Regions from separate parts of the Homo sapiens genome. Here region 1 is linked to region 2. Evidence: chromatin loops called from intact Hi-C (ENCODE). Cell type or tissue: IMR-90. All regions are shown on one strand. Each heading gives the region's core, and the rest is flanking DNA. Links, peaks and the distances in the headings are about the cores only.

Region 1 (5,387 bases), core at 229-5,228, 60 kb before region 2:
GAGTTATGTATAGGGTGACTAGGCATCCCTATTTGGCTGGGACTGAGGGAAACCTATAGTGTTAAAACCAGGATAGTCCCAGGCCAACCAAAGGCAGTCATCTGATTATAAAGAAAGTAAACTCTAATGATGTAGAAGGAGTGAGATCATAGTGATGTAATAATATATTGACTTTGCTGATTACACTAAAGTTGTTCAACTGTAGTTGTTAATATCACAAATAAAGTCAAATTATATCATCCATTTCTGATACCTCCTCTAAATCAATCACTTGTAATAAAATTGCCAGCTTTAGTTTCAGAGAATCTTTCATTAACTCACATCTATTCTCTTATGTCAGGATCATGTCAGTTCATAGAATGGCAACCAAAATATCATGTTACTAACAAGAGCAAGAAAATTAGGCCATTTATCCCATTGCAAACCAAGAATGTCTTTTCACAGAAATCATAATCTACATCTGTTTTTTAAAGCTTAAATTTTGCAAAACACTATTTCTTTTCCTGAAGGTTTCTGAATTTCATCTGTTCATAAAAAGAACTATTTTGATTTCGCGGGCTTCCATCCCATTACACAGACACACACACATTTGTGCAGACTTTTGAAACCATTTTTGAAGAGAACTTGTTTAAGCAGATTTAACCTGTGATGTATTAGAAAGAGCATGGGCTTTGGAGTCAGACTAATTTGACAGAGGAAATGCCGAATTCTGCCTGGAATTCCTCCACTAAGGAAAAGAATTCTAATCCTCACCATAACCTAAATCATTTGTGATATACTCCAAAATATTTGCTTATAGTGGACGTCAGTGAAAATACTAGAGTTCTCGTTATAAAAATGTTTAAATTTTTGTCTTTTTAAAAAATTGTATCGTTGAGTAGCATCTATTGTTTAATTTGACTTTTGTCATAGGAATTTAAGCTTGTAAAAAGTTCATGAACAAACAGCCAACCCCTTTTTTACTGCGGATTAAAACAGGAACTGATTGCTAAAGATTAAATATTGGTAATAGTTCTCAACTTTATAAATTAAAAGGTTGGAGGCTCTTAAAAGACACTTATTCTCCTCTTGCCCTGCTAGAAAAGCAACATCTTCTGCAAAGTTGTCCACCCTTGTGATAAGGATGACATTAGAGATGATGTCACCAAACAAAACTAGTACCAAAGCAAATCAATACAGATTTTTCTCTCTAATCTTAACTATGCAAAGTGCTGGGAGTTGTGAGGAACCGTGACAAACTATTTTCTGGATAACTGAAAAATAAATGAATTACATTTTTTATCTTAACTCTTCATGTTGACTTCAAAGTCTAACACGCATTTTTATTTTAGTATTCTAATTTGCCCCAAATGTTACTGAGTTGGCCTTTGATTCCATATCTTATATTATCTTTGGCCAACATGTATAATAATTATAAACACTTTTTGTCAAGTAGCATAGTTGTAGGAAATGGAGCTTTGGCTGAAAGCAGGTGTACTGACTGCAGGTCAGTCCATTGGAGTTTAAGTGGCTCTTTAAAATTTTTCTTAAGTAATATTTTTGTTGTGATTTGGAACTTTGAGGGAAAGAAATGTATATTTACTGAGTGACTATATGATTCAAGCACACTCGTAGATTTTCCACTGGGAGGTATCTTAATCACACACCATCCTGAGTGACACCAACCATCAATTCCACTCTTTAATGAGAAATCTGAGCCAGAAGTAGACATTCCCCCTCTGTCAGATTTGATTCCAAAGTCTATGCTCTTTCTAATGGTCCACAAGGCAAACATGTTCCAACTTGTTCGGTCTGTAATAGGTTCCAAAAGTCTATGGGGTTGGGGGGTTGGGGGGTTGGGGGAGAATGCATGGCTTCTTATATGAAAAATCTCTTACAAGAACTGTAGAAGTTTACAATGTTGTTAGCCTCAGTTTTAGTTTTAAGATCTTTTATTGTGTATTCAAAAGGTGAGTACCACAAAGATGTCTAAAACTTAAAGTTTGCAAATCCAAGTTCTCTGTCTTCCCCATTGAATCTATTTTTATTCTTTTAGCCAAGGCTCAATTACAGAGGTGGGAACACATGGACAAACTGAAGTGTTGTCTCTGCTCAGTGACAAACATTTCATACCACACCAACCCCCAAGGGAGCTATTGAAATTTTCATTACAGATGGAAAAACTAAGGCGAATGATGCCTGATGTCACATCCTAGCTGTCTGATGCCAAAGCTCATCTTTCAAGTACAATGGGTTCCAACATCCCACATACAAGGTAGAAACTTGGAAATCAATCTAGAATTCTTCTTCTTCCTTACTTCTCACATCTACTTGTTCACTAAGTCACATTCATTCTGACTCTCAAACAGCTTGCTCCATCCCCACTGCTATTGCTTTTATTTGAGTCCTCGTGTTTTCTCACCTGGTCTTGAGCAAGAGCCTCCTCACTAAACTCTTGAATGTCTTTCATCCCCCCACCCCATCACATACACCCCATAATATACTACACTGCTGCCAGAATGAACTTTCTAAGCTCCAACCGAATTATATCCCTTGTTTAACATCTCTCAGTAGGCTAACGGAGTGGCTTGTGCTTGTAATCCCAGCACTTTGGGAGGCCAAGGGAGGATCACTTGAGCCCAGGAGTTCAAGACCAGCCTGGGCAACATAGTGAGACCTTATTTCTACGAAAACTTTTTTAAAAATTAGCTGGGTGTGGTGGTGCGAGCTTGTAGCCCCAGCTACTCCAGAGGCTGATGTGGGAGGATTGCTTGAGCCCAGCATGTTGAGGCTATGGTGAGCTGGATGACAGAGCCAGAGCCTGTCTCAAAAAAATAAAAATAAAATAAAATATTTCAATGGTTCACCATTCTCTGCTATTTGAAGTCCAAACTCTTTTCATCAAAAAAGGCCCCTCATTATCTCACCCCTAGAGTCTTTTCACTTTCTCAACTACTCCCTCATGCAACCCCGCCAACCCCCTTATAGTTCTTGATTTAACTACACAAATATGTCTTAAACCCCTGCAATGTGCCAGGCACTGCACTAGGCGTGAGGATACAGCAAGGAACATGGCAGAAATAGTCATTGGCTCCATGAGGTTATGAGTCTGAAACACACATTAGTAAGTAATTACCTCTGTGATGAATGCCACAAAATGGTAACTGCAAGGGCACATGGCCAAATGTGTCAGGGAAAGCGTGACATTGAGCCTGAGATGTGGAGAATGCCATGAGTTGGTCCAATCCAACAAAGATGAGAGGGAAACCGTAAGTAGATAAGCAGTACTTCTTCTGTGCTGCACAATACCTTTGACATACCTTCATGCAAATTCCTATGGTGCATTTGGCTGTTTATCTCTGCCACCCCCACAACACTGAAGACTTCATATGCACAGGGACAGTGCACTGGTCACAGTTTGTAACCTCATCAGTTACTATGTCTGGCACATCTGAGTGTTCAAATGTCTGTTGGTGATGATGGTGATGACACTAGGTACATTTTATGTGATATTACTATGACATATTGATAAATTTTACAACAATACCCCCAATTAGGTAATATACTTATTTTTTACAGATACAGAAACTGACGGCTAGAGAGGCTAAACAAGTTTCCAAAATTAAACAACTAGTCAAGTGATATGGAGTCAAATTCAAGTCTGGATCTAGTTAATTTCACAGCCTTTCTATTCCATTGTAGCACATTGCAGCTAACACTCACAAGGCACATAGTGATAATAATCAAGATTTGCTGGATGCTTTTCCTGCTTAAGACCAGGAAAGAAAGAAATTTTGCCTACCATTGTGTTAAAAATTTGGCTCTCAATGCCACTTGGGAGTTCAATGAGTGTCATCATATACTCAAGATATATGAGTCCATTCTCATGCTGCTATAAAGAAATACCCGAGACTGGGTAATTTATAAAGGAAAGAGGTTTAATTGACTCGCAGTTCTGCATGGCTGGGGAGGCCTCAGGAAACTTACAATCATGGTGGAATGGGAAACAGGCACATCTTACATGGCGGCAGGCAAGAGAGAGGAGTGGAAAACACCACCTATAAAACCATCAGATCCTGTGAGAACTCACTATCACAAGAACAGCATGGGAGGAGACCACCCCCATGATCCAATCACTTCCCTCTAAATCCCTCACTTGACACATGGGGATTACAATTTCAGATGAGATTTGGGTGAGGACACAGAGCCAGACCATATCACAAGGGTATTTTCATCTCTGGATGTATGGGAAGACTCCAGTTTCTTGACCTATCAGACTAGGACAAGATCAAGGTAAGTAAACCAAGTCTTCTCCAAGTAGTAGCTATTCTTTACCAAAAACCCACTTCAATTGTCAACAGCTCCTTTGTCAAATTTTGCCTTGTGTTAAAATGCTACAGAGAACAGTTGAAAATAATACAGCTCAAGAAAAGGCCATTGCACTTGGTTCCAGACAATCTGTAAACGAGCAGTCAGGACAGTGGTGAGGATATGAGTCAAACTGCAAAATGCTAAGGAGTGAGAAGAGAGTGGGCAAGTTGAAGAAACAGGGAATGTGTGTGGCAGCAATGGGGATCCTGGCAGGAAACAACAGAGAAGCTAAACTATTTTACAGTTCGAGATGCCTGAATGTGTTGAAGACCAGAGGAAAGGAGCTAGCAGAGAAGGAGACATACAAGATACAAGAAAGGCAAGTCTCAGAAGAGGTAGGAGGTAAGATCTCAGGAGAAGTGAGTAGGTAAGGGCTCAAAAACACAGGGGGAGGAACTAGCCTTGGCATGATGAATGACACTCTTACCCATAAATGGGACAAAAGAAGGAAAGGGGAGACTTATCATGGACAGGTTTTGAGATAGAGGAAATTAGAATCCCCAACATTAAAACAGAATTCCAGTTTTTCTCAATTTCTTTACTAAAGATTGCATGAAAGACTTTAGTAACTGCAAAGTCATAAGTCCTAAGAAGTGGGTTTGAGGGTACAATTTTGGGTGGAGAGAGAAAGTAGTAAATGCTATGAAGCTGCCAGTGGCCATGACTAGAATGCAAAAACATTCTATGTTACACAGAAAAAAGAACCGGATTGGATATGCTAAGGATCAGGGGCATTTGAAAGGAGAGAGGGGTACATTAGAGGGAGAATGGGTAGAAATACATAAGTTTTCTGTTTATGTCCATTGGGCCTAGGCTACATAAATGTGGAATTTTTCTTCCTTCACCCAGTACATTGAGGTGAGACACAATAAAAGCAGTTTGAAAACTATACAGGACCTTTGGTTGTTATGAAATATATGAGTGAGTAGATAGAGGGATGCATGAATAGATGGATAAATGGAAGGGTAGAGAGATGGGTAGAAAGGCAAATACAATACTGAGATAGAGAAGAAAGAATAAAAACATATTTTATTGAC
Region 2 (5,387 bases), core at 244-5,243:
CAAGGCCTGCATGCTCATCAGGATTACCGAGTGCTTCTTATGCCCCTGAAATTTGAGAACCTCTACTAGTCAACGGCTGGTGAAACTGGACAATGCTGTGAAATAAAGCATGTTTCGCCTGATGGAGAAGATGCTGTAGCAGGAAATCTCATGAGATCTGACCATCCTCTTGCAGAGATTTTTACCCTGGGGTTGAGCCACAACATCCTTATTGCCAGGGCAACTCTCAGTACCATCCTTGCCACAACATCTAAAATTAACATAAGACCTCCTTGCTGTTTTGATCCCTGGAGCCAGCCCAGCCAAACATATTACTCAACACTGAAGGCATTTGATTGGCTTCTAATGAGGCAGCAGATCAGCTTTTAGGGGTCTGTTCTCAGTGTGATGTATGAGTTAAGCTCCCGGTAATGTTAATCAGTTGGGAGTTCCCACTGCTCAGGCAACTGTCTTGTAAAGCTCTCACTACTTGACCGCCAACTTATCTTAGCCTATTCTTTCTGTTTTGAAGTCCACCAGTGTTCCGATGCCAGCAAGAATGTGAATAAAAAGACTGCCTTTAAACTTCTCCCACGTTCTGAATAAACCTCCTTTCAAGATGTCCTGAGGCTCCATCCACACTGTTCCCCACACCATGATACATTTACCCAGCCAAAGTGAGTAACTAGTAATTGATTCAACTATAATGCACTTAGCACTGAGGAGACAGGGGTGTTTCTTGAATTTGAAGAACTCAGAGTCTATCCTGGGAGGCAATCATAATACCCCCAGACCCACAAAACAGATTGGGTGGAGTCTCAAAGAAGAGGAGACACTCAAGAGGCAGAGGAATGATGCTGAGAGAAGATGTTTGGGAGAAGAGCATTTCAGCAAGGGAAGGATAGGCTTACACCTGGGGCCAACTTACCCAACAGGTTGCAACTTGCCTGAGCCTCCACCAGTAAGTGCCATGCCCAGGGGCCATGATTCTCTTAGGAGACCATAGAAATATTGTAGTTCTGATTTATTTTAAAGTCAGAAAAAAATGAATATATAATAATGAATCTAGCCTCATCTTTATACCAACACAGTCATAAAAAAAATGTATAGTCCTTTTTTAATAGATGAAGAGATCCATGAAGGCAAAAGTGCCTAGGGCCCTCAACAATCGTAATGCATCTGCACTCCCATGCTTACTGCAGCATTATTCACAGCAGCCAAGATTTGGAAGCAACCTAAGTGTCCATCAACAGATGAATGAATAAAGAAAATGTGGTACACATACACAATGGAATACTATTCAGCCATAAAAAAGAATGAGATCCCATCATTTGCAACAACATGGATAGAACTGGAGGACATTATGTTAAGTGAAATAAGCCAGACACAGAAAGATAAACTTCACATGTTCTCACTCATTTGTGGGAACTAAAAATTAAAGCAATTAAACTCATGGAAATAGTAGAATGATGATTACCAGACGCTAGGAAGGATAGTTGGGCGAAGGGAGAAGGTGAGGATGGTTAATGGATATAAAAACATAGTTAGATAGAAGGAATAAGATCTAGCATTTGATAGCACAACAGGGTGATTACAGTCAACAATAACTTATCGTACATGTTAAAGTAACCAAAAGTATAATTAGAATGTTTATAACACAATAAATGATAAATGCTTGAGGTGACGGATACCCCACTTACCCTGATATGATTATGCATTGTATGCCTGTAACAAAATATCTTACATACCCCATAAATACATACGCCTACTATGTACACATAAAAAACAAAGTAAAAAATATAATTCCCAATGTAAGTTGAAAAAACATATCTTAGATGTCTTTTGCTGTCATGGATAAAAGTCCATTTTCCTCCTACAATTAAACATTTATATTTTAAAAAGTCATAGTGCAGCCCCAGCTTATGCAAAGATACAAGTGAGTGTCTGGAAGTGCAAGTGACAATATTGAAAATATATGGAGCCTCACTCCGTAAGAGGTACTTTTCTACCAGTCCTGCAGGTATTAACCTCTGGATTCCTCACAACCCAGTGCAGTAGGCACAATTACCACCACCCCAACTTTACAGATAAATGAAGGCAGAAGAGGATAAAGCTCCCCAAAGCCATTCAGTCCTACAGATAACCAGGCCACATATCTGAGTACTATGGCTCTAAAATCTGCACACTTACACTCCATGTGGGTGTTCCCCAAATTGTCTAATTATTTGTGATGAGGGCCCATTTTCTTTATTTCCTATCAATCACAGACCAATATCTTTGTAAAATAAATAAATAAATAATAAATTGCCAGAAAAAGGAAATGCAAAAAGAGTACAAAAAACCAAGCCCAATTTTAAAAAATCAATTCAACAGACACAAAATTACATTCCAATAATTGTGCTTGACAATTGCAGCCATGTCAAATTTTTCTAAAATGTTCTCAGGGCTTATTCTCGATGTCTATTTTTACCTCACATCAGATGGGTAACAGCCTGCAGACCAGCCGGGGTCCTGGCCCACATGCTAGGCATGCTGCCCTGGCCAAAGGAGCTGCAGTTGGCTTTTGCAGTAGTGGAAGCAAGGAAGGGGGAAAAGGAAGAAAAATGCCACTTTGCCAAAATGTCAGTGAGAAGAACAAAGAAGGTGAGGATGGGAACTGAGTAAATTAGGATGTGTGCCTTTTCAACCAACCTGAGGTTGTGCTTTTGTGCCAAGCACCTGCCTATCACAGGCAGAGCTGGGGACCGTGGTGTCAGAGCCTCTATCCATGAAAGCCTCAAATTTTAGACTTTTGAGGTGATACATATGAGCACTGATGCAGACTCACGGGATCCAAAGTAGAACGTTCAACAACAAATGTAGAACTGTGACCCACGAACTGTCCACACTCCCAATGGTCCTCAATAAACTAATATTTTTAATTGAATCCTTCATTTGTCTTATAATTCATATAATGGCTACATTATAAAATTTTGTATCAAAAATTATGTATTGAATGTAAACATAACATATACCACAATTTTGCATTTTCTTTCTGTACTTTTCTTTGTATCATAAGTATCTTCCTGAACATGTAGGGGAAAATAGGATTTTGGTAAGCACAATCATATTTTAGACATCCCAAGAGACACACTGTATTAGATTCAAAAAAATCAGACTTTATGGTGAATTCTATTTCCTTGTCTGTAAAAGGAGAGCAATAACCTATAATAACCTGTAAAAGACTCTGAAAACCTTACTGTGATGTTTTTAAACCAGCGGTTGTAAGTAGTATTCTCTTTTGTTAATCCAAGCTTTCACACCAAGGTTTGTGAAAGATGCACCTCTATTTCTTGGTATAGCATTTAAGCCATGCGCTGTCTTCCATGTACATCTCAATCGGGAGATTGTAGGCTGGTAATTGTCCTAATATGAAAAGTAATCACTTCAAGGGCCTAAGGAAAGGAGTTTTGGGGTATTATTTAATTCAATCCCCTGCCTAGAAAATCTTAATATCTGGCTGAGTGCGGTGGCTCAAGCCTGTAATCCCAGCACTTTTGGAGGCTGAGGCAGGTGGATCACGAGCTCAGGAGATCGAGACCATCCTGGCTAACACGGTGAAACCCCGTCTCTACTAAAAATACAAAAAATTAGCCAGGTGTGGTGGCGGGCACCTGTAGCCCCAGCTACTCGGGAGGCTGAGGCAGGAGAATGGCGTGAACCCGGGAGGCGGAGCTTGCAATAAGTCAAGATGGCGCCACTGCACTCCAGCCTGGGTGACACAGCGAGACTCCGTCTCAAAAAACAAAAAAAAAACCAACCAAACAAACAAACAAAAAAAAAAAACCCAGAATAATCTTAATATCTGATCTTAATTCTACCACATTTTAATTCGTTCACTTACTTTCCATCAGAAATTTCCCCATTTGGTAATGGGGAAAGGAAATGAATCTTGCTCGTTTCCCACCGAAGGAGACGTGACCCCCTGAGATATAGAGGTTTAGAATTTCTTGTTAATGGCAAAATCGTGAACAGTGTTGTAACTCAGGCAGCTAGTCCACGATAGTCACTGTCCTGAGAGAAGAACAGCCTGCTCATAAAGAAGATAGAGCACATGAGCATCCTCCCAGAAATGGACCAACACAACCATTTTGATAATGCCAATATGGCGCCCCTAAGAAAGGAGTGGACCCCGCCCCTGGGAAGAACAGTAGCACCTCCTAAGAAGACAGAAACGCGTGTGTTCTCATCCTATCACCATGGAACCTGTGCAGCTTCCCAGGAGACTTGGAGACCTGTTATGCTGAGATAATAACTTCGCAGTGCTCTTCTAAGAGCTTTGCAGGTAACTACCTTATTTGATTCTCACAACAACCCTGAAATAGGTACTGTTGGTTGACAGAGAAACTGACGCGTTGTATTGGTGAGTAACTTTCTAGGAGTCACACAGCTACTTATTGGTGCTGCTGTGGTTTCAATCCGGCTGTTCAAATAAGTGTTGAATACAATGCATTATATTGATTTGACCCATATTCTTCCATGTAGAGGCTTTATTCCGCCCATTGGAGGGCTCTCTTTTTGAAGACTATCATCAGAAATTGAAATATAAGAGGCAGGGAAGCCAGTATTAGCAGTACTAAAAAAAATAGTTATAAAAAGCATGTACACAGTAAGAAACTTTTGCTATTATATTTACTTCTCTAACTGCAGTATTTTATTATACCTATAATTAAAGATGAGCAAAGGATCGCTCTGAGAGATTATATAGTTATTATAGTCACACAATTGATTTGGACTTGATTGGAGATCTTAACCCGCCACTTAAAAAGCTACATTGATGCTATTTCTAAGTCTCTGTTTTCTAACCACCATTCTTGTGGGTTGTCAGGGCAAACTATTTCTATCTGGTGCACACACTCTCTATTCCACCCCCTCATGAACAAATACAGTTTCTGTAGGTTTTCTTTACCCATCTCTTCTTTGTAACGCCTGAGGTCTAACATGCAAAATATTTAGACAGTTTAAAGCTTAGTTGCGGCACGGCGTGGTGGTTCATGCCTGTAATCCCAGCACTTTGGGAGGCCGAGGCGGGCGGATCACTTGAGGTCAGGAGACCAGCCTGGCCATCATGGTGAAACCCCATCTCTACTAAAAATACAGAAAAATTAGCCGGGCATGGTGCTGAGCACCTGTAATCCCAGCTATTTCGGGGGCTGAGGCAGGAGAATTGCTTGAACTCGGGAGGTGGAGGTTGCAGTGAGCCAAGATCACGTTATTGTACTCTAGCCTGGGCAACAAGACCGAGACTCCTTCTCAAAAAAAAAAAAAAAAAAAAAAAAAAAAAAAAAAAAAGCTTAGTTGGACATTTTAGGGTTGGGAAATACTCCCCTATCCCATGCAGCTCATTTCTCTGTGAATCAGGTAGTGAA

The links. Hi-C counts contacts between places; a loop is a spot of excess contacts. Peaks named below come from ENCODE experiments on the same cell type or tissue, not always from the same donor. Only the 100,000 strongest peaks of a DNase experiment are listed, where the experiment ranks them.
Region 1: a loop joins it to region 2, with 3 times the contacts of the local background. A loop is called at or near these places in 2 of 110 quality-filtered maps.

What each region holds. Positions count from the first base shown.
Region 1 is chr15:60,102,747-60,108,133 of GRCh38, forward strand. No RefSeq gene overlaps it. Among named protein-coding and RNA genes, the nearest start is that of FOXB1, 100 kb to the left of the region's middle. In IMR-90, for the core only: no CTCF peak of the experiment used is centred there; no DNase peak of the experiment used is centred there; H3K27me3 peaks cover 155 bases.
Region 2 is chr15:60,162,771-60,168,157 of GRCh38, forward strand. It overlaps LOC105370839 (a long non-coding RNA gene), which reads left to right and starts at 4,127. Exons shown (of 5, transcript XR_932310.3): 1 at 4,127-4,303. In IMR-90, for the core only: no CTCF peak of the experiment used is centred there; no DNase peak of the experiment used is centred there; H3K27me3 peaks cover 82 bases.